Linked DNA regions of Homo sapiens: all the other regions are linked to region 1. A link is a loop called in an ENCODE intact Hi-C map of the cell type or tissue named here. Cell type or tissue: CD14-positive monocyte. All regions are shown on one strand.

What was found. A loop is a pair of places that touch in the nucleus more often than their neighbours do. Peaks named below come from ENCODE experiments on the same cell type or tissue, not always from the same donor. Only the 100,000 strongest peaks of a DNase experiment are listed, where the experiment ranks them.
Region 2: it touches region 1 in a loop (2.0-fold over the local background); 40 of 110 quality-filtered maps call a loop at or near these places.
Region 3: it touches region 1 in a loop (2.0-fold over the local background); 8 of 110 quality-filtered maps call a loop at or near these places.

What each region holds. Positions count from the first base shown.
Region 1 is chr15:59,356,221-59,364,220 of GRCh38, reverse strand. All of the region lies in intron 1 of MYO1E (myosin IE), which reads left to right. Among named protein-coding and RNA genes, the nearest start is that of MYO1E, 13 kb to the left of the region's middle. RefSeq lists enhancers at 2,716-3,215, 3,216-3,717. In CD14-positive monocyte, CTCF peaks have their summits at 3,510 and 3,714; no DNase peak of the experiment used is centred here.
Region 2 is chr15:59,296,481-59,304,480 of GRCh38, reverse strand. All of the region lies in intron 1 of MYO1E (myosin IE), which reads left to right. Among named protein-coding and RNA genes, the nearest start is that of MYO1E, 72 kb to the left of the region's middle. RefSeq lists silencers at 88-264, 6,147-6,206. In CD14-positive monocyte, no CTCF peak of the experiment used is centred here; a DNase peak (open chromatin) is centred at 3,940; H3K4me3 peaks cover 1,301 bases; H3K27ac peaks cover 2,004 bases.
Region 3 is chr15:59,415,984-59,423,983 of GRCh38, reverse strand. It overlaps a transcript of FAM81A not described here. Among named protein-coding and RNA genes, the nearest start is that of FAM81A, 18 kb to the left of the region's middle. In CD14-positive monocyte, no CTCF peak of the experiment used is centred here; a DNase peak (open chromatin) is centred at 4,613.

The sequences.
Region 1 (8,000 bases):
TCAGACCTCTAGGTCTTCCTTGGCAAATATGAGTGGTCTTACCAGAGAACGGGAGTGGATGGAGATGGAGAGCTTTGAACCTCAAAGTGGAGAGAAGACATTGCCATGGCAAAGGAGGTTAGCATACAGGCTTGGTGAATTAGAGCTGGGCATGGTGGCTCAGGCCTGTTATCCCAGCACTTTGGGAGGCCGAGGAGGGCAGATCACTTGAGGTCAGGAGTTCGAGACCAGCCTGGCCAACATGTCAAAACCCCCGTCTCTACTAAAAATACAAAAAAATTAGCTGGGTGGGGTGGCGGGCACCTGTAATCCCAGCTACTCGGGAGGCTGAGGCAGGAGAATCGCTTGAAATGGGAGGCAGAGGTTGTGGTGAACCAAGATCTTGCCACTGCACTCCAGTCTGGGCGACAGAGCAAGATTCCGTCTCCAAAAAGATGAATTAGTCTCTCTGCCTCTGCTTATGAGAAGCTCCCCATATAGTGGAGAAATGATAACAAAAGGCTTCCATATACATGATTTCATTTCATTCTAGCACCAGTGTTGGTTTTTATTGCCATTTTACAGGTAAGAAAATCAAAGTGTAGTGAGGGGAGGGGAATTACTTAGGGCCACACAATTTGTATGTGACCAGCCAGATCTGCTAAGTCCATGCTCTTTGAAAAGTGGTTCAATAAATTATTTCTAAATTTGACAATGCCGAGTCCACGTATTTGTATACTTTTTCATTATTTCACATACTCCTGAGGGAAGGTAAGGCTGATAGAAAATCACCAATTTTGGTTGATTTTATTCAGTAATACCAGAGGGGATAATTTAGACTTAAGAACATTGTCTGTTATGAGTAGTAGTGTTCTGAGTTTTAATTTCCTTGCTTTGGGACTTTGCCATAGAGACTAGAAGATGTCATAGTGAGAGCAAGCATAAAAGTAAAAGAAAGTAATACTGGCCGGGCATGGTGGCTCACGCCTGTAATCCCAGCACCTTGGGAGGCCGAGGCGGGTGGATCACGAGGTCAGGAGATCGAGACCATCCTGGCTAACATGGTGAAACCCCGTCTCTACTAACAATGCAAAAAAAATTAGCCAGGCATGGTGGTGGGCACCAGTAGTCCCAGCTACTCAGGAGGCTGAGGTGGGAGAATGGCGTGAGCCTGGGAGGCGGAGCTTGCAGTGAGCCGAGATCGTGCCACTGCATTCCAGCCTGGGTGACACAGCGAGACTCCGTCTCAAAAAAAAAAAAAAAAAGAAAGTCATACTAGAAGGCTCTCTAATCTTAACTAGGATTAAAAAAAATAGAAAATAGGAAAATGTGAGAACAACAGAGATTTAGTTGTTTAATTCTTAAATACATTACAGAATACAACAACAAAATTAGAATATCACATTGTTAGTCTCCTAATAATTTCTTCGGTGTGACCACCATTTGATGTTGACAGCAATTTAGGATAACATTACATGGTCACAGAATATTTTGGACAGTATTATCTGATTCTAAGAAATTTTCAATGAAAAAATAATAGGGCTGTTTTTGGTGTCCTAGGAAGATGCAGACCTTATAGAAAATTTTAGATTTAAATGCAGAAGAATCTAATAAGCTATTTTAAGAATGTAAGTAAAGATAGCTTCCTTCAAGGCTTGGGAATGCTGTAATGCAGAAATATGCATCAATGCAAAATGATGACAGTGCCCTTTCTCCACATCAGATTATCAGAGATTCCTAACATTTGGATGGGAGAATGTCCTGAGTCCTCTGAGAATATGTTGGAAGCTACTGACCTTTTCCCTGACAGTGTTTATAATAACAAATAAACATTCCGCAGATCACGAGAACAAACAAAACAGGAACAATCTAAATGTTCATTGGAAGAGAAATACATGTGGCTTGTTTGATAATATGGTATCAATATGCATAGGTGTCACAAGGGTAGTGTTTGGTAAAGAAGCAAGTTGTAGAAAGACGCATATCTGAAACCATGTAAGAAAAATGTCAAAAACACAAAATAAGACTGCTATTTGGGGGTCTATACATTTATTTGTGTATGTGTACATATATGTATTTGTGTGGATATTATTTTAAAAAATATAGGCTGGGCGTGGTGGCTCATGCTTGTAATCCTAGCACTTTGGAAGGCCGAGGCGGGTGGATCACCTGAGGTCAGGAGTTCGAGACCAGCCTAGCCAACATAGCGAAACCCCATCTCTATTAAAAATACAAAAATTAGCCTGGCGTGGTGGTAGACGCCCGTAATCCCAGCTACTCGGGAGGCTGAGGCAGGAGAATCGTTTGAACCCAGGAGGAGGAGGTTGCAGTAAGCTGAGATCATTCCACTGTACTCCAGCCTGGGCGATACAGCCAGACTCCATCTCAAAAAATAAATAAATTAATTAATAAATTAATTAAAAAAATCCACAGACTAGAAAGATCCACACCAAGTTCAAAATACTGAAGGGGGAAAGAGGAAAGGGAGACGACTGAGTCAGTAATGTTTTATTTGCTTTACATATAGAAAAATCCAAAGCAAATATGATGAGATATTATTAATTCTAGGCAGTTGTACATATATATTTCTTTGTTATCCTCTGTAGTTTTAACATCTTTTCTCAGTTCAGATGAAAAAATACATATAATTCTTCATTTAACTTCAGGAGGTTTATAAACCCCTGAAGCCCATACAGTAGCATTCCAAGAATTACAACTAACATTGTCTTGAAATGAGTATTAGGGAGTATGGTCAATTTTGGATCTATGTCAGGTTATTTCAATGACAGTTGACATACAGTCGCATCAATAGTGAGTCCCACTGACTATTGTGTAAAGAGCCATTAGGGGATATGTCTCCCAATGTTCAATACATCTTAGCTCTGCTTAGCCACCTTTTCTTGTGTTAGCTTTTGGTGTGACCAATCACCCAAACTCAGTAACTTAAATAATAAATGTTTATACTTTCTTATGATTTTGTGCACTGGCGTGGCAGTTCTGGTCTCAGCTGGTTCATTCAATCACTGTGGTCAGCTAGTGGCTTGGCTGGGAATGGATGATCTAGGGTGGCCTCACTCACATGTCTGGTAGTTGGTCCAGTCTCAGCTGGGGCCATGGGATGGCTTGGCCATGTGTCTCTTGTCACAACAGTCTAGCTCTGGCTTGTTTACATAGTAGTGGTCACACCACAGGGTTCCCAAGAAAAGCAAGGGTACAAGCTCCAGGGCACACACATTTTTCAACCCTTGCTTGCGTCATGCTTGCTATTATCCCCATTGGCTGAAGCAAGTCACACTGTCAAGTCCAGAGTCACTGTGGAAGAGGACTGCCCAAAGGCTCAGATTCAGTTCCCTACCCTCAACCTTTTCTGTCAACTTTCCTACATTGCGGGAATACTTGGAGGCAGGAATAGATTGAGTGGTAGCTCCAGTTTTCTCTGGCTGATCCCCTGAACCCCTTTGTTTGACAGAAGCCAGCATGGCTCCTGCTCTGTCTGCTGCTGCTTTCCCAAGCAAGGCATGAGGAATCGGAGCTGAAGTCCTTTTGTAGTGATGAGGCTCAGTCTCATTCTAAAACTGCTGTCTTTTGTTGGGGGAAAAAAAGGGCAAAAACAGAAGCTAACAACAAGAAGGAAAATCATTTTCTATCTGCTAAAGGGTGCTTTACAAGAATAACAAACATTTTACATTAAGTCCAAAGTTAGAGAGCAATGAATCATGCCAAACCATGCTGGGCTCGATGGCCTGCTGGACAGAAAGGGGAATGCAGGCCTTCCAAGGTGGGGACAATACTTCTTGCTGCCCAATTCTGCATTTTCGCCCACCTCTGAGCTGTCCATGTGAAGAAAGACATTCCACACACAGACAAAAATTCTTTTTTTTTTCCCCTTGGTTGAAAGTCATGTCTTTTGGACTGTAAGATGGTTCTCAAAATAACCCTGTGTCAATTCCATATTCTGTGAGCCACAGATTTTGCTATCTGTGGGCTCGTCAAGACGTGAATCGAGTAGGATTAGTTTAGCTTCGTGCCCAGGACTTGTACAGGACGTGAAAAATTCCTTGACCTCCTGATCTTTCACTTTGACTTTCTGTTCTGTCTTTCAATCAAAAATGTAAAAATAAGTAAGTTGGAGAGAAAACAAATCCCTCAACTTCAGCCGTTGACAACTCATGACCAATCTTGATTTCACTGTTCTTATCTTCCCCTGGTTTCTTTAGAAGCAAATCCTAGATAGCATACCATTTCATCCATAAATATCTCCATATTATATTGGCTTTCACATAGAGCAAAGCTAGACACTAACTGCTCATTGGACTGAAAGAAGAGATATACTCAGAGAACCAAAGCAAATAGCTTCCCTTTAAGTTTTAATAGGAGTGGCTTTGTTTTATAGAACGCTGTAGGCATCTCCAGCCACTGAGGGGACTTCTTCAAGCTTGGCCCAGCCTCATCCACAGAAGGATCTGGCAGTGATATCTTGGCATTCATAGTCTCAGTGTGCAGGACAGCATTGGTTCCCCACCCTACAGTCCCAGCTCTACCTAGGCAGTATCATATGTATCATGGTAATGGCTATGGAAAATAATATCCCTCCCTCCCTGCCTCCCTTCCCCTCTTCCTCTTTTTAGAGATGAGGTCTTGCTGTGTTGCCCAGGCTGGTCTCAAACTCCTGGCCTCAAGTGATCCTCCTATCTCAGCCTCCCAAAGTGCTGGGATTACAGGTGTGAGCCACCGCATGCAGCCTCTTTCTTTTTTGACAGGGTCTTGCTCTGCCATCCAGGCTGAAGTGCAGTGGTGTGATCTTGTCTCACTGTAGCCTCAACCTCCTAGGCTCAAGAGAGCCTCCCATCTCAGCCTCTTGAGTATCTGGGACTACAGGCATGAGCTGCCATGCCTAGCTAATTAAAAAAAAAAATATATATATATATTATATATATATACACATACATATATATATATATGTATGTAAAATATATATATATTTTACAGGGTCTCACTTTGTTGCTCAGGCTAGTCTAGAACTCCTGGTCTCCAGCGATTCTCCTGCCTTGGTGGCCCAAAATGCTGGGATTATAGGTGACAGCTACTGTGCCCAACCTTGTTTCTTTCAGTGACCAAATAGCTTTAAATATAGAATGTCAAGATGAGAAGTATCCTGGAGACCACTTCCAGGGTAGTCTATGAAATTGTTTGTGTCCATATTCATTCTTAAGTGAATTTTTTCCTGGGAAAAAGATTCATAAATCCCCAATGTGGTTCATGGTCTCCCCAAGTGACCCTTTAAGGTCCAGGGAACTGTGGTGGCCTGACCTAGGTCTCTCAGTTACTTGGCAAGTTAATAGCAGAGTTGTCCCTAGAATACAAGTCTCTTAACCCACAGTTCAGGAATTATGGTCGTAAACCTGCTTTTACTGGAAATGTTTGAAAATCAAACATAATGGTGTATTAGAAGAGAGGTTCAAAGTGGTAAATTTTTCTGTGATCACAAAGAGAAATGCATTCAATACAGACTCCAAATAAATATGTCAGGGACATAAAGTTTTTACTTTATATAAATAATTGAAAACCCATTTTCCTGGTGAGGATACATTGATATTAATTAGAAAATTAGTATTTAATAGTTGACATAAGAAATTGCTGGGCCTTAATATCTGGACTCTGGAGCAGATTTCTGTGCTTTGTTTCTATGATCTAGAACTAGGGCTTGGGGTGTAGAAAAACTGGGATGGCCTTTTCCTTCTAGCTCTTTCTCTCACACACCCTCACACCCCAAACCCATCTTCCAACTAGTGTCCTTTTCTTTCCCCACAAGGCCTCTTGTCCATCCTCTCCTTGAAGCATTCATCTGGACTTGGAAAGGATGAGGAGAGCTGGAGAAGGCAGGAGACATAGTTTGCACCTGCTGAGAAGTGAGGAAACATAAGTAAGGCCAGTAAACCAAAGGGAGCTCTCTCCTCCTCCTCATCCTCCTCTTCCTCCTCATCCTCCTCTTCCTCTTTCTCCTTTTTGTCCTCCTCCTCCTCTTCCCTAAGGCTCTCTTGATACTCCTTGGTCCAGCCCTGCTTAGCAACTCTCCAAGCAAGCATGGAGGACAATGTGGCAAGCATTGTCTGCTCTATGGAGACAAGGAGACATCATCCTCTTTGTTTGGGGCTATGAGTCAAGAGTCTTCAGTTTTTTGCAGCAGTTGTATTTAAGTGTCAGTTGACAAAAGTGAATTTTATATGCTCCAATTAAGATGTAGTGAATTGTGACATTCTACCACTTGCCAAGTCCTGTGATTCCACCTCTGCAGTGTGGCTACACTCACCTATATCAGCTGACCAAATTCATCCACTTGGTGTTTCCCTTTCAGGCTTAGATGTTCTCCATCTTCAGCTTGTGTCTGGCTGGAATCAATTCCTCCCCCTCTCCATCCCGTCAGTCTAATTCTTCTTTTAAACCAGCCTTAACTCTGCCTTCTTGAGCCTCATCATTGAAAATTACCTCCTTGGCAAGGTATGGTGGCTCACGCCTGTAATCCCAGCACTTTGGGAGGCCAAGGTAGGTGGATCACCTGAGGTCAGGAGTTTCAGACCATCCTGGCCAACATGGTGAAACCCTGTCTCTACTAAAAATACAAAACAACAACAACAACAACAACAACAAAAATAGCCAGGCGTGGTGGTAGGCACCTGTAATCCTAGCTACTCGGGAGGCTGAGACAAGAGAACTGCTTGAACCCGGGAGGCGGAGGTTGCAGTGAGCCAAGATTGCACCACTGCTCTCCAGCCTGGGCGACAGAGTGAGACTCGTCTCAAAAAAAAAAAAAAAAAGTTATCTCCTTCTTCAAAATCTCATGAGCACTTTATCTATAAAGATCTTATAATTGCTAATGTGCATTTTGTCTTTCCTTCTGATCAGTTACTTTTCAGGTAGAATCCTTTCTCGTTCAGCTTTGTATCCCAGCCTCTCCTCTCCCCATTCCCACCTCCCCTCGTTGTTTCTTGACTTCCAATACTTGAGTATATGATACTATTTTAAAACTTAATGAGAGGACCAGGCACGGTGGCTCACACCTGTAATCCCAGCACTTTGAGAGGCTGAGGTGGGTGGATCACCTGAGGTCAGGAGTTCAAGACCAGCCTGGTCAACAGGGCGAAACCTCATCTCTACTGAAAATACAAGAATTAGCTGGGTGTGGTGGTGGGCGCCTGTAATCCCAGCTACTTGAGAGGCTGAGGCAGGAGAATTGCTTGAACCCGGGAGGTGGAGGTTGCAGTGAGCCGAGATCGTGCCATTGCACTCCAGCCTAGGCAGCAAGAGTGAAACTCCATCTCAAAAAAAAAAAACCAAAAACAAACAAACAAACAAAAAAAAAAACTTAACAGGAGGCAGGGCACAGTGGTGCAACGCCTGTAATCCCAGCACTTTAAGAGGCCAAGGGAGGCAGATCCCTTGAGCTTAGGAGTTCAGGACCAGTCTGGGCAACATGGCAAAGACCTGCCAATACAGAAAATAGCCGGTTGTGGTGTTACACACTTGTAGTCCCAGCTACTTGGGAGGCTTATGTGGGAGGATTGCTGGAGCCCGGGAGGCAGAGGGTGCAGTGAGCCGAGATTGCAGAGAGAGACCCTGTTTCAGGAAAAACAACAACAAAAAACCCCAAAAAACTTAATGGGAAAAATGTTTGTATTTCTTTTTGTTATGCATCAGTATACAATCTTTAAAACTACCCCCAGGTCTTTTCCTTGAGGGACAAAAGTAGGATGCAGAACTGCCTACAAGGTGGAGCATTCTTAAAATCTACTCCAAAAAACTGCTGCTCGTGGGTACTCAGCTGATAGAATGAACAGGAGTGAATGAATAGGTGAAAGCACCCTGTGATTTGAATGTCGCAAGCCTTTCATTTTCGTTGGAACCTTGTCTGATGTGTGTCACTCCCCACTCCGTTGTGCTTGCCCTTCGGAAAGATGGAATGGTGAGGACAGAGAGGAGACAGGTGATAAAAAGACACTTAAAAGGGCACCTGAAAGCCAGGT
Region 2 (8,000 bases), 60 kb after region 1:
GCTTTGGAGGTCTAAAGGGAAATTCTAGCACATATTTCAGCTCCAGTTAATCCAAGGTTACCATCATCTCAGTTTTGTGAAGAGATGGAAAGAAGCCAACTGAAACAGTAGCGTAGGAACCCAGCCCTGCCTTTTGCTTTATATGTGACCTTGGCCACGTACCTGACCTTCACCTTTCTCATATAGAAAAAGAAAATAGGCGGGCCGCAGTGGCTCACGCCTGTAATCGCAGCACTGTGGGAGGCCAAGGCAGATGACTCACCTGAGGTCAGGAGTTTGAGACCAGCTTGACCAACATGGTGAAACCTCATCTCTACTAAAAATACAAAAATTAGCTAGGCGTGGCGGTGTGTGCCTGTAATCCCAGCTACTAGAGAGACTAACGCAGGAGAATCGCTTGAACCCAGGAGGCAGAGGTTGCAGTGAGCCAAGATTGCGCCGTTGCACTCCAGCCTGGGTGACAAGAGCGAAACTCCCTCTAAAAAAAAAAAAAAAAAAGAAAGAAAAGAAAATGAAAATAGAGACGCCTGCCTGATACTCCTCCAGGCATCACTTTAATGTGTATGGAAACTCTTAACTGTGAAAGGCCATATATCCAGGAAACGGGCCATTATATTCCTGCTGTTGTTGTTAATTTTATCAGAAGAGAGTCCTACACTGCCGACTCAGTAGAACAAGTAGCTTTTGAGCAATGGTTTTGTGTGCAGTCACTGTGCCTGGTGTTTTGTGCCACCGCCTTTCCCTGTCACATTTGTGAGCCAGGGAGAGGGGCAAATGCGAGATGATCACACTTCAGTGCCACTACTCGCAGATACCATCTCGCTGTGGGATTATGCTGCTTACTCCGAGGAGAGATCTGGAAGGCACTGTTGCCTCTTGCTTTTGCATTTTATGTATCTATTTATTTATCTTTTTTAATTTCTTCCTTTTTATTTATTTCTTTCTTTATTTTTAGACAGAGTCTCACTTTATTACCCAGGCTGGAGTGCAGTGGTACGGTCTCGGCTCACTGCAACTTCTGCCCCTCGGGTTCAAGCAATTCTCCTGCCTCAGCCTCCTCAGTAGCTAGGAAAGGGTCTCACTGTGTTGCCCAGGCTGAAGGACTATGGCACAATCCCGTCTCACTGCAGCCTCGACCTCCTGGCTCAGGTGATTCTCCCATCTCAGGCTCCCAAGTAGCTAGAACTACAGGCACATGCCACCACCACACCCGGCCAATTTTTGTATTTTTGGTAGAGACAGGGTTTCGCCACGTTGCTCAGGCTGGCTTTTGCATTTTAGATGATGGATTTTATCAAGCTGACATCTAATTCTAACAATCAAATTTAGACTTGATGAGGGTCTGAAGCTGAAGACTTTATTTGCAGCATGGAACTCACCTGCCAAGCTGGCTTCTCAAAATACCAGCCAGGCATTACATTTTCTTCTGTGTGGGAACCAGTTAATATGTAGGTGGCTTGGAGTGATTCTGAGGGGTATTCTCACCAGACAACAACTGAAAGTTTCCTTTCTCCACTCTAGAGATGCCTTGGCCTAAGAGATTGTATTCATAGGTGCCCTGGTCAAAATGTCCTTCTCCCCTGGGCAGGACTGGAGACAGCTTTACCAGTCCTTAACTTCCAATGCCATTTTTAGCTTCTAAATTGGCAAGTGTCTTTTATTTACTTTCAATAATTTTTAACATATTTGTATAATTTATATAGTGTCCAGAGTTTATAATGTATTACTTTACACCTCATTTTTCAGTTGTAAATGGAATAAAATTGATCAAGCCCCAAGGTGTGTCAGGCACTGTGTTAGATGGACTCTGGAGATTCAGAGAAAAAGAGACAGATTTCTTTGCTCAGGTGGCATGCAGCGCCTAGTCAAAAAATCAGTTGTGTTATGTCTAATTAAGGTCAAGACGACATGTGAAATCCAATAATACAGATGAGTCCTAGACACAGAACTTTTCCTCCTGGCCTCATGAGTTAGATTGTGGCACCCTTGTCATGGATGAGGAAAGTGAGACTAAGCGGCCTTAAGTGACTGCAGTGGTCACCCAGCTAAGGTGTTCTGACTTCTAAATACTGGCCTTGTCTACCCAGCACACTGCCCCGCGTCTCACCTTGTCAGCATTCTTTTGCAGTATGTTGCCATTTCAAGATGGCATGTTAATGTCTGTGATCATATAGAAGGTCTATTTTGGGGTGCCTTTTTTCTCAAGACATTTAGGACAGTGCCTTCGTTAATTGGACATGTCCCTAAATCTTACTTGAGTCACAAACTGATCCCCTCATTGGCACGCTGGTTTCTGTTAGCCTCAAGGTGTACTCTTTTCTAACTTTTCCTGCCTTTTTTTCTCCCCACATCTGATGCTCATGGTGCCTGGGACTTTCCTGAGAATTGGCCAGACCCCATGTTCTTATTACCTCCAACAGAGGCTTTAGTTCTGCCAGGCAGGGGACGAACCTACCTTTACGTAGGTGTTCTGTTTGCATTAGTTTGAAAATGGGTTTGAGGGCAGGGGAAGGTAAGTTATTTGAGTGCATAGCAATTAGGATGAGGGTATGTATTAGGAAAAACGAATCAGTAGTATCACAGATGATCTCTTGATGTTATCAAAATAACTCATTGATATGACATCTTCAGGTTAGCTTTCCCGTTCTCTATCTTGGAAGTCAACCCTGTGAGGTTGGAAACAAAAGAGTTAAAGAGAATCCCCTGGGCCACCCAGCCAGTAGTAAGTCGCAGAAGAGGAATTTGGAGTCCGCTCTTCAGGCTCCAGCAGGCTCCAGTGCTAAGCCTCTTCTCTCTGCCAGGTCATGGCAGAATATGGACTTAGCCACAATAAAGCTGCCTCAAGGACCGAGGAGAGTGGTTGTTACTGACTGACTTTATTCCTCTCAGCATCCAAGAAGATCTCTTCAATTAAACATTATAGCCTTCGGGCATTAGCCCAGGAGACACAGTTGAGGGTCCTAGGTGCTTTCACTTAAGGCAGGGCTGTTGAGTCGGTGAGGGGATGAGGGCATCTCAAAAGAAGGCTGGCTTTCAGGATTGCACAGAGATGTTCCTGCTCCCAGCAGACTGGGGTAAAATTTCCTGGGAATGAGGGCATTTCTGAGGAAAAGAGAAGGGAAATTTTGTTGACTACAAGTTGCTATAGTATAAATGGGAGAATTAATCTATTTTTAAATGCTCAGATGTAAAGATACATTCTTATTGTTGAATCCATATTTTCCTCAAAAGAGAGTGGAGACATTAATTAGGAAGACATTTTTAATACATCTTGAGGATTCAGAGGCTGCCACTGATAAAATTTAAAAAGGAAAACAAATGTGCCAGGTGCGGTGGCTCACACCTAGCACTTTAGGAGGTCGAGGCAGACGTATCACCTGAAGTCAGGATTTCAAGACCAGCCTGGCCAACATGGTGAAGCACCATGTCTACTAAAAGTACAAAAATTAGCCAGGTATGGTGGCATGTGCCTGTAATCCCAGCTACTCCAGAGGCTGAGGCAGGAGAATCTCTTGAACATGGGAGGCAGAGGTTGCAATGAGCTGGCATGGTGCCAGTGCACTCTAGCCTGGGCAACAGAGCAATACTCTGTCTCAAAAAAAAAAAAAAAAAAAGAAAAAAAAGGAAAAAAAGAAAGATATACAATAAGCTCCCTCCTCCAAGAGTTTGTTATGATTGTGATTTTATCGTTTGGCTAGCTTCTTAGAGCTAGCCTGTGAGACCTTCAAGAAAGCCTGTCAGGATTTTTCATAATCATAGCTCCAACAAAAGAGGGGCAGTTTGGGAATTTCTTTTTTAATGGGAACCCCGGAAGATTTATAGCTAGAAGGCGATCACAGGTTTCTAGATCAGTGCACCAGCGTTCAGCTTCCTTTTACAACATGTGGCCCACTTCCAGGTTTCAAAAAGTGTGACCGCATCATGGGTAGACTCACTTCCTCTTGTGCTTAGGTCTGAGAATGAGCGGGCAGAGTGGGGAAATAGCAGTGGGTGGGGAGGGTGGTGTCTGAAGATGTTTGTGGGAGTGTCCAGTGGTTCTAAGCCTCTAGAAGTATCTTTGCCAATAAAGACTCAGAAATGGGAATGGGGGTGTGTGTGCACACCAGAAATGGCCGTGTGTGTGTGCCTGTGTGCACCAGAAATGACCGTGCGTGTGTGTGTGTGTCTGTGTGTGTGTGTGTGTGCGCGTGCTGGGCAGGCAGAGCCATGGGAACAGGAAAACCCAGCACCCCCTTCAGCCTTTTCCTAGGGACTGGCATTCATTGCCAGGCATGCTGGTTGGGAAGAACTGCCCAAGATTTTCATCTAGAAGAGATTCAAGAGGACCCAAAGCCCAGGCTCTTAGGATTTCACCAGATGATAAATTATAAAGTAGCTGACTGGTTTGTGGTGAACAGTTGCTCAAATGCCCTTTTAGCTTCTCAGTGGTGACAAAGTATATCTCACGGAGATCTTACATTACATTAAAGATTTAGGGGTTCCAGTTAGGATATTTAAAACCTTTGCCAGATAGGAGATGGTATCACATACCTCACACCAAATTTGTGCGTCTCACAGCTGGGCATTGAGATTTTTAAAATAGCAACTTCTGAGTGGAAAATTGTTAGGGAAAATCTAATCAACTTAATTTAAATGGCATAAATGATGATTAGAGCTAATTATCGTCAGAATTTGGGCTGGTGTTTCTAAAATGAAACTACAGAGTTTCTTTAAATGGGGTCATCAGGTTAGGATTCAGTTGTCAAGAAAGATCAATGATTTGTGTGAACTCACAGTCTTCTCAGCTTACCTGGTAGCCAGGGGTAATATTTCACACTTCGGAGTGAATTGCATTTATATTCTTTTTCTTCATAGCTCACTCAGGATTTTTAGAAGATGAAAGAATTGAATCTTATGGCAACAAAGCCCATTTCTTCACAGTGGAACTATAAATGCAGACTTAAGTAATTAATTTGTAAACCTTTGTATCTTTTTAAAACATCATCCTATCCCCAAGGCCTAACATAAGTTTTGTTGACTAGGTGAAATGATTGAATCAGTGAATGATTGAATAAATGAAAAATATAGGATGCAGTTCAGGAAAGAAAACCACAAGAGTGCGGCGGCTATTTAAAAAATGCCATCCCTGTAATTACTGTTATTGCCAATTCCTGTTTGTGTTTATGAAGCCTGAGGAATTTTGGAGGGCACTACCAGTAATTTGTATCTCATTACTCAAGCTAAGGGAGGGATAAATGAATCCTAAATGTAAACCTTTTACCGTCAAAATGGAAAACCTGTGTTTTTCCAGTGATGTGTCAGCAGTAGCTATTAATATTAAAATCACGAACCTACACACATACCTTTAAGAAATGGACTCCAGGCTTGTAAAACATGTGGCCGTAATATTGGCAGAGCAAGAATCTTTGGCCTCTGAATAAGCTCACTGGCCTTCATGTCTGTGATAATTTGCCATAGAGACCAGGCTTTTTTTCTGAGGATCTATCCCAGTCACTGTAGTTGTGGAAGTGGTGGTTCTTGTATAACAAAGTCATCTGAGGTAATATTTCCACACAATAATTTTTAGCAAAAAGAAAATGTTTAATGGTTATCCCAGGTGGCAGCAGATTCCCTTGTGGAAACAAGAATGGCGGGAATCAAAGGTTGGGCATAGAGAAGAACTTTCCTCTTTGTGATTCAAGGACAGATGTTGGCAACCTCTTTGAACTGAATGATTGGACTCCATCCTTTTCACTCATGTTGTCCTTTACCCCCAGTCCTCACCTGGATTTAAGCGATCTGGTCTGAAAGAACTCCTTCCATTTCTACCCTTTAAATAGGTTCTTATTTAATGCCACTGTAGTCAAGGAAGAGAGGGGGAACAGGATTGGAGCAGGGGTGAGGTTCACAGGCACCCCGAGGGAGGAAACCAGACGTGAACATCCCACACATAGCAGCTTTGCATATGGACAGACCTGATTTCCTTCTATGCCTCTTCCCACAGTGCTGTCTGGGCCATTAAGAATCACCTTGACTCATAGTTCTGGTTTTCAGTTCAGCTTCTAGGAATGCATGATTTCACACCTTGTGGAGGTAGAACGCAGTATCACTGATCAGGGCACAGCTATCGGGCAACCTCAGCCTCTCTGGAACTCAGCGGGCTGTGAGGAAGTCATGTATCTAAGAAGCCCAAACACATACTCCATGGCCCTTGACTGTCTGAAAAACTCAGTTTCGGAGTTTAATACATTCCCCCAGGGTACCAAATAACTAGATTTGTAAATGTAAATTTTTTCAGTCAGTTCTTAAGGTTTGATGAGGAACAGGATATTTACATAGTCGCAAAGTATCTCACCACAAATCACTTTGCATTTGTAATAGGAAAAATTACGCAGTGGGGAAGTTGGAAAATACTTAACCAAATGATGAAAGTGAATATCACCTACAAATATCATGTACCTCTGGACATCATGCCCTCAGAAGGACACAAAATTATTTGCCTAGAATTCTAGTCAAAAATGTGAAAGATGAATCTAAGTATGACAAATATCAGGCAAACTCAAATGGAGGGAAATTCTATAAAATAACTTGCCTGAACTGTTTAAAATGTCACCATCATAAAAGACAAAGGAAAACTCATGCCTGTAATCCCAGCACTTTCAAAGCCCACGGTGGGAGGATCACTCGAGCTTAGGAGTTCAAGACCAACCCGGGCAACATAGTGAGACCTCATCTGTACTAAAATTCAAAAAAATTAGCCAAGCATGGTAGTGCACACCTGTAGTCCCAGCTACTCCAGGGCTGAGGTGGGAGGATCACTTGAGCCCAGGAGGTCGAGGTGGCAGTGAGCCCTCATCGCACCACTGTACTCCAGCCCAGGCCACAAGAGCACGACCCTGTCTCAAAAAATTATAAAAATTTTAAAAGCCAGACATGGTGGCTTTTTATCCCAGCACTTTGGGAGGCTGAGGCAGGCAGATCACCTGAGGTCAGGAGTTTGAGACTGGCCTGGCCAACATGGCAAAAACCCCATCCCTACTAAAAAAAAAAAAAAAAAAAAAAAATTAGCTGGGTGTGGTGGTGCGTACCTGAAATCCCAGCTACTCAGGAGGCTGAGGCAGGAGAATCATTTGAACCAGGAGGCGGAGGTTGCAGTGAGCTGAAATCGTGCCACTGCATTCCAGCCTGGGTGACAGAGTAAGACCCTGTCTCTAAAAAAAAAAAAATTCTGACAAATGTGGTACATGATCCTGCACCAGGGGAAAAAATAAGTAATAAAGGACATGATTGGGATAATAAAATTAGAATATTGACTTGTATAAAAAGTATTCTATCGATGTTAAATTTCCTGGCCGGGTGCGGTGGCTCGCGCCCGTAATCCCAACACTTTGGGAGGCCGAGGCGAGTGGATCATGAGGTCAGGAGATCGAGACCATCCTGGCTAACACAGTGAAACTCTGTCTCTACAAAAAAACACAAAAAATTAGCCGGGCGATTAGCCGGGCGTGGTAGCGGGCGCCTGTAGTCCCACCTACTCGGGAGGCTGAGGCAGAAGAATGGCGTGAACCCGGGAGGCGGAGCTTGCAGTGAGCCGACATCATGCCACTGCACTTCAGCCTGGGCGACAGAGCGAGATTCCATCTCAAAAAAAAAAAAAAAAAAGAAAAAAGTATGTGAATTCTTTGTATATTTGTGTAACTGTTGTATTGAATTTAAAAATAGATGGTTTAAACAGCCCTACCTTCATTGTCCTGCACTCAAACACAAAACAAACAGAAAACCCAGTTGTCTGCTTTACTCTGGGATGGATCAGCAATCACTAAAAGGACTGGAAGAGGTCTCCATCCCCTCTGCCCCTCACCCTTCCTCCAAAATCAAGTCACTCCAGTTGATGTGGACAGTGCCTGCAGAGAGACACCTACCAGCACGTCCCGACTGTGTTTCAAGGGCAATTAAGCCCAGGGAACTGCTGGGCAAATGAGCTGTTCTCCCTAGGCCTTCATGCTGGCCTGTGTTGGTAG
Region 3 (8,000 bases), 60 kb before region 1:
AAAGGAGCAGACAAATGGGAAGGTAGCCAGAAAGAAATGATGTGGGGTCAAGATAAGTTGTTTCGTTCTTTAAAAAAATGGAAAATGTTAACCTAGGTTTCCTTTCAGATAGGAATGATCCAGTAAAGGAAGAGAAATCAGTGATATAAGAGAGAGGCAGTAATAGTTATAAATCATGTTTAAAAATCCTGACCCGTGAGTAATTAAATATAAGTCTCTTACATTATATGAAAAACTTTCAGCATGAAATCTCCTTAATTGTGAATGGTTCTATAAAAATTTCTGTATTTTGTTAGCTTCTCATTCCTTATTTCCAAATATTTAACCTTGAGTTTATGTGTATCCATTTTATTGCTTCCTAAGAGTTTACGTTTCTCCATAATTCCCTTTTGTCACATATAATAAGTCTGTGTCCACAAGAAACGTTATTGTGCTGTGATTTAGAGGTCAAGTCTTGGAGTCAGATTGACTTGGATTAAATCTCAGCTCAGCCAAGCGATAACTCTGTGACCTTGGGAAAAGTTTGCTAAAATCTCTGAGCTGCAGTGTCCTTTTCTATCAAAAGTTAATAATAATACTCATTTCAGACCAGGCGCGATGGCTCACGCCTGTAATCCCAGCACTTTGGGAGGCCGAGGCAGGCGGATCACGAGGTGAGGAGATCGAGACCATCCTGGCTAACAGGGTGAAACCCCGTCTCTACTAAAAATACAAAAAATTAGCCAGGCGTGTTGGCGGGCGCCTGTAGTCCCAAGCTGCTAGGGAGGCTGAGGCAGGAGAATGGCGTGAACTTGGGAGGCGGAGCTTGCAGTGAGCCGAGATCGCGCCACTGCACTCCAGCCTGGGCGACAGTGCGAGACTCCGTCTTAAAAAGTAAAAATTAAAAAATAAAAAATAATAATAATACCTATTTCATTAGGTTGTTGTGAGGATTGGAAAAGAAAATATATACAAAGTCTCTCACATGTAGTAAGCATTCCATAAATAACAGCTGTTACTATCATTATTATCATTATTCCATAGGCAAATAAAAAAGCAAAGTGAAAAAATATTCATACAGTTAAGAAATTTACCATTTAAAACTTAAATTAACTTGTGAATTCAATAAATGACAGAAATTTCTTATGAACCACTCAAGGAATCTTTAACTTTACTTTCATGCAGATTTCATTTAACTATGTTTTAAATGCTTTGAAACTAGATAGAGGTGGCTGGGCATGTGGCTCACGCCTGTAATCCCAGCACTTTGGGAGGCTGAGACAGACAGATCATGAGGTCAGGAGATTGAGACCATCCTGGTTAACACAGTGAAACCCCGTCTCTACTAAAATTCCAAAAAATTAGCTGAGCGTGGTGGCAGGCACCTGTAGTCCCAGCTACTTCGGAGGCTGAGGCAGGAGAATGGCATGAACCCGGGAGGCGGAGGTTGCAGTGAGCTGAGATCACACCACTGCACTCCAGCCTGGGTGACAGAGCGAGACTCCACCTCAAAAAATAAATAAATAAAATAAAATAAAAAGAAAGAAACTAGATAGAGGTGTGAACATACAAAACACCCCTGAATAGAACACTTTGTTTTATTTTTAATTTATTTTAGAGACAAGGTCTCACTCTGTCACCCAGGCTGGGGTGCAGTGGCCTGATCATAGCTCACTTCAGCCTCGAACTCCTGGGCTCAAGTGATACCCTAATCTCAGGGATACTACAAGCTGGTACTACAAGCATGTGTCACCATGCCTGGCTAATTCTTTTTATTTTGTGTAGAGACAGGGTCTCACTATGTTGGCCAGGCTAGTCTTGAACTCCTGGACTCAAGCAATCCTCCTGCCTCGGACTCCCAAAGTGCTAGGATTACAGACATGAGCCACTGTGCCTGGCCCACTTAAAAATACTTTAAAATGCTTAATTTTATGTTATGTGAAATTTCACCTCAATTAAAAAAAATACAATGAACACCTGTTATGTACCTTATTTTGTTTAAAAGATATGGCCATATGAACTTTCTTTTCCTTTCCTGGTCAAAAATATCAAATTAAAGTGGATATAAATAGGTGACAGATGATAGATAGATAGATAGATAGATAGATAGATAGATAGATAGATAGATAGATAGAGGGTTGAGGGTTTAATCTGTCCCCAAGGATAACAGCTTTAAAACCTCAATGCTTTTTTGGTAGGTAGTTAGGTAGGTAGATAGATAGATAGATAGATAGATAGATAGATAGATAGATAGATAGACAGATAGATAGATAGACAGACAGACAGACAGATAGATAGTTTAAGGGTTTAATCTGTCCCCAAGGATAAGAGCTTTAAAACCTCAATACTTTTTCCCAAGAAGGACCAAGGACTCCAGGTATAGGCCAGCAATAAATACAAGGTATAGCCAGGCAGCAACGGCAAAGTAGGGCACAATTACAAGTAAGGATTTAGACTGACATTTTAGACAAAAGAGCAGAAATTCGGGAGAGGCTCCTGTGAGGAAAGCAGACTTGGGGGAAGTCTTAAGCAGCACCAGGGAGAGCTCCCAGCCCGTCGTATATACGCTCCTGCTATACGCTAAGCTGCCCATTTTCCTCCAGAAACTAAGGTCCTCCCCAGGTTGTCCTGCCTTTAAAGCAGAGCCATCATGGACTTAAGGACCTTTCTGACCTACAGTGATGGGGTCCACATCTACTCCCACACAAGAATCTTTGTTCAAGCTGTCAGGGATCTGCCTTTCCACTGAGCTCCAATTCTACCTAGAACATTGCCCGTCGAAGTGTGATCTATGCACAAGAACACGAGCCCCTCTACTGTTAGGAATGCAGAGTTCAAGGGTCCCAACCTGGGTCTACAGGATCAGAATCTGCATTTTAACAAGACCTCCTGCTGATTCGTATGCACATTTAAGTCTGAGAAGTACTGGCCTAGAGAACGTGACCCCACCAGAACACAGTAGAGCACGTTCTTCAAGAGCCTTCCTGGCCGGGCGCGGTGGCTCACGCCTGTAATCCCAGCACTTTGGGAGGCCGAGGCGGGCGGATCACGAGGTCAGGAGATCGAGACCATCCTGGCTAACACGGTGAAACCCCGTCTCTACTAAAAATACAAAAAATTAGCCGGGCGAGGTGGCGGGCGCCTGTAGTCCCAGCTACTCGGGAGGCTGAGGCAGGAGAATGGCGTGAACCCCAGGGGGCGGAGCCTGCAGTGAGCCGAGATTGCGCCACTGCACTCCAGCCTGGGCGACAGCGAGACTCCGTCTCAAAAAAAAAAAAAAAAAAAAAAAAAAAAAAAAAAAAAAAAAGAGCCTTCCTTGGCTTCGTCACTGGATGAGTGATACTGGGGGTAGGAACCCTGTCATTAAAATCATTGGGATTATACAATAAATCTTATAAAGCACTGGGAAGAAATGTGATAAAAATGAAGAAACGAAAGGAAAAATTCTCTCTAGGCTGACATTTGGTATGCAACAACATGCAACTGGTATTTGGTATAAAATGTGTTTGTTTTTCCGTTAGACTCAGCTGTCCTAATTTGAAAGAGCCTCCAAAAATATCAGTTGCTATTTAGCTTCCCTTAGTTAAGGGTTGTTTAATTTTGTTAGACAATGAAGCTAATTCTCATCACTGCAACAGGAAGAACAATGACATGAACCCACAAAAGATGTCCCCGCCTACATATGGTTACAGTGGCATAAGCTGGGGACACAGTGACTAAAGTCAAGTCCTAGTCACTTAAACTTACCAGGGTATAATGGGGATTGCCAGAATCAGCGCTAGAAGCTGCATGTAAGAGATGTGTTTCCTGCTTGTGTTTGTTTCTTGAATTGTAATTTCCTAGCAGGAACATTTTTGCCCTGCTTCTTAGATGGCAGTCCCTAAAGAGTCATTCTCCATTTTTATCCTGCAATGGATTTTCTATGCCAGGATTTCAGGTAAATTCTCTGTGAATCAATCCAGTATGCATGAGGCATTGGCTCTGAGTCCAGCTCTGGGCTAGGGAGTGTGAAGGGGAAAGGGGCTGGGTGGCAAGACCCAAAATACATTCCAGCTGCATGATCCCTAACCTCCAGAGGGGCAGAGCTGTAGTTGGTTTTTGGTTTCTTTGTTTGTTTTTTTGTTTTTTAGATGGAGTCTCGCTCTGTTGTCCAGGCTTGAGTACAGTGGTGTGATCTCGGCTCCCTGCAATCCAGCTCCAGGAGTGATTCTCAAGCAATTCTCCTGCCTCAGCCTCCCAAGTAGTTGAGATTACAGGCGTCCGCCAGCACGCCCGGCCAATTTTTGTATTTTCAGTAGAGACAGGGTTTCACCATGTTGGCCAGGCTGGTCTCGAACTCCTGACTTCAAGCAATCTGCCCGCCTCGGCCTCCCAAAGTACTGGGATTACAAGCTTGAGCCACCGTGCCCGGCCTGTTGTTTTTTAATAGAATTCAAACACAGGAAACCATTGGGAAGAAATGAAAGAGAGGGTAATGAAGTACTAAATAATGTGGTTCACACTTCAAGTACTGTAGAAGGTCAGAAAAGAATGAGTTCTTTCCTATGAAAAGAGGAGAGGAAACTTAAAATGGTCCTTGATGAACGTGTTGCAATTTCATACATAGAAGAGAGATTAGGGGAAGTTTCTAGGGAGGAAACAGGGAGTTCAAAGGCACAAAAGTGAGAGTTATTTAATATCTCTTATTGTATCTTCCACTTCCCTAAATGAGAAGAATAACAGGATTTGTTTTAGTTAAATCATAGGTTTTTATGAGAGGGTTAAATGAGATGGTTTTTGTAATTGCTTTATAGATTAAAGGGTTATTCAAATTATTCCTTACTACTGCTGATATTATCGTTGTTATGGGCGTGCCTACTGTGTTCAGGACATTACCCTAGGCCTACAGATAATCGAACTGATGAAATGATTTTAGTAACCAACTACCAGTGACTTAAAACCAGAATACCAGTTTCTAATTTCTACAACTTAGGATGAAACCAGCCAAGAGATTTGAATCAGTCTTCTGCCTAAGACATTTTTTTTCTACAGCCAGTCTGTTCAGAAATCAAATTGTAGATCAGAAGGATAATGATGACAATATTAACACTGGTCATCATTAATTGTATATCAATGGACAGGGCTGTCTGCACACATGCCCTTGCTAATTCCTCACAGCAGTTCTGTGAGGAGGAGACATCACCTCCATTCTGCAGGAAAGGAAACTGGGGCTCAGATAATTTAAATAAGCTATCCATCTTCAGAACTAATAACTGATGAGCCTGGATTTAAACACATGCTTGTCTGGCTTCAAAGCCTAAGCTCTTTCCCCATGTTAGCAGACATGAAGAGGAAATCGAGCAAGGAAAGTCGCCCTTTACGGTTTTTCCTACCATGCCTGGGTAACATGAACAACAAATTGGGAGGAAAAAATAGCTGAATACATGAACTAAACTGAACATTGCACCAAGCTTGGGAAACACCTTCATAACCTGGATCGAGCTATTGATTAGACCAGATTCTAACACCCTTTCTAAACTTTCTTGCTCTACTTTTGGGGAGAATGGATTCAAGAGAACCAACCAGCTTGCCCTTGTAAATTACAGGGGTAAAAATGTTTTCTAAACAGGAAAAGGCAGGGTTATAGCTGATGAGTTTGATTGATTGTAAAACTCAGTTAGATAAATTGCATCCAAAGAACTTCTTCTCCACGTAAGGTAGCTTTTCTGTTGTCACTGTTTGTTGCCTCTGCCCCCATAGCTCATTTCTCATCACAGCCTCACAACTACCTCACAGCTCACATCGTGCCCTCAATGTGCTTGCACTGTGAAGAGAATGCTACCGTATTTGTGCTCTAGAAGAGAAGAAAGTGTCAGCTTGTCTTCCCGACAAAGTTAGATAAAAAATCCTATTTTAAAAGGATGAGTTCATATCCTTTGTAGGGATATGGATGAAACTGGAAACCATCATTCTCAGCAAACTATCACAAGGACAGAAAACCAAACACCACTTGTTCTCACTCACAGGTGGGGAATGAACAATGAGAACACTTGGACACAGGAAGGGGAACATCACACACCGGGGCCTGTCGTGGGTTGTGGGGAGGGAGGAGGGATAGCATTAGGAGATAAACCTAATGTAAATGACGAGTTAATGGGTGCAGCACACCAACAGGGCACATGTATACATATGTAACAAACCTGCATGTTGTGCACATGTACCCTAGAACTTTAAAGTATAATAAAAAAAATAAAAGGGATAATCAAGCAAAAAAAATCTTTTTATTTTTATTTATTTATGTATTTATTTTGGAGACAGAGTCTCACTCTGTTGCCCAGGCTGGAGTGTAGTGGCATGATCTGGGCTCACTGAAACCTCTGCCTCCCAGGTTCATGCAATTCTCCTGCCTCAGCTTCCTGAGTAGCTGGGATTACAGGCGTGCACCATTATGCCTGGCTAATTTTTTTTTTTTTTGTATTTTTAGTAGAGACGGGGTTTCACCATGTTGGCCAGGCTGGTCTCGAACTCCTGACCTCAAGTGACCTGTCCACCACGGCCTCCCAAAGTGCTGGGATTACAGGTGTGAGCCAACACATCCAGCCAGAAAAGCTTGTTTTTTTGTTTGTTTGTTTGTTTGTTTGTTTTTAAATAGCTACTTTGATCATAAAGTAAGTTGAACATTTAGAGGTTGGGGAGGCAACATTAAGAAAACGAAGTAAATATAAAAGGGGAGGCGACAGGGTGGTACGGCATGTGACCACTAACTCAGCATCCTCAGGCTCCGAGAGGGACAGAATCAGAATGTGGAGAGCACAGCCTGGGTATTCAGCACGCATCCATCTGGACCTTCAGCAAGCTGAACTCACTTTCTATCTATAGCATCCCTCATTTTGTTTTTCTTTTAAAAATGTATTTCCCAGGATTCTTTCAGGGCAACCACAGAAGTGTCTTAGCTCCTTCCCCATGTCTCCCCCTACCCCAGCCCCCATCATCCTCTTCAGTGATTCTGGGCATAGCACCAGATGCAGACACGACGGCACAAGTCTAGGATGGGGACTCTTTGGCTGCTTACTCGCAGAAAGAACTTTGAAAAACTATGCACCTTCCTGTATATTTTTAGGTTGGCATCTAAAATTTGTCACCATAAGTTCAAATAGTTGCACAAAATGTAATTTCCAGCATAATGATATTTGAAAATAGAATGGTTCCAGCACCCTTTGGAATGATTCCAGTGACCGCTAAGCATGACAGGTATGGGATACCTGCTTCATAGGGTCATTATGCAGACTCAAGGGCTGAATAGAGGCACAGTGCCCGGCACATGATAAATACTTTATCTTTGTCGTATGTGTGGGTGTATAGAGAGAGAGGGAAAGAGACGGCAAGATGTTAGCAGTAAATCTTAGGAGGGATTGTAGCAGATGATGTTGATGCCCCACCCCACATCCCTTCAGCTCCTGTTTGAGTTCACTCACAGCTGTGGTTCACAGTTTCTGCCATGGGAAGACTTGACACCTCAAATGACGCATCTCACGGCTTCTCTGCCAGAGGGCTTTCTCCAGCACAGAGAAGCGTGCAATACTACTGGTTAGGCACAACCTGGAAACTGAGGCAGCTGACTTTCTCAGGGTTGACTCTTAACCAAAGGGGAGAGGAGGCAGTGGACAAAAGCCCCCGTCTCTCCATCCTTTGGCGAGACAAATGGGAAGCTTATCGTGCATGGTTTCCCAGAAGGTCCCCAGGACGGAGCCCCGGTTGCACACAGCGGTGACCACCACAGGAATGCACATATTATTACTGTGTTTTCCTTTCCTGTCCCATGTCCTGCACCCTTTCACTTGTGCTTTCTGGGATCACCTCCCAAATAAATGTCCTGTACCCAAGTTCTCTCAGGATCTCCTTTGAGGGAAACCCAACCAAGTCCAGGAGATATGGGGATTCATTATAGTGCTCTTTCCATTTTTCTGTGGTTTGAAACTTTCCAAAGTAAACATATAAACAGATTTGTTTAAATGTTTTAGAAGAGCAGCCCTACAGTATGT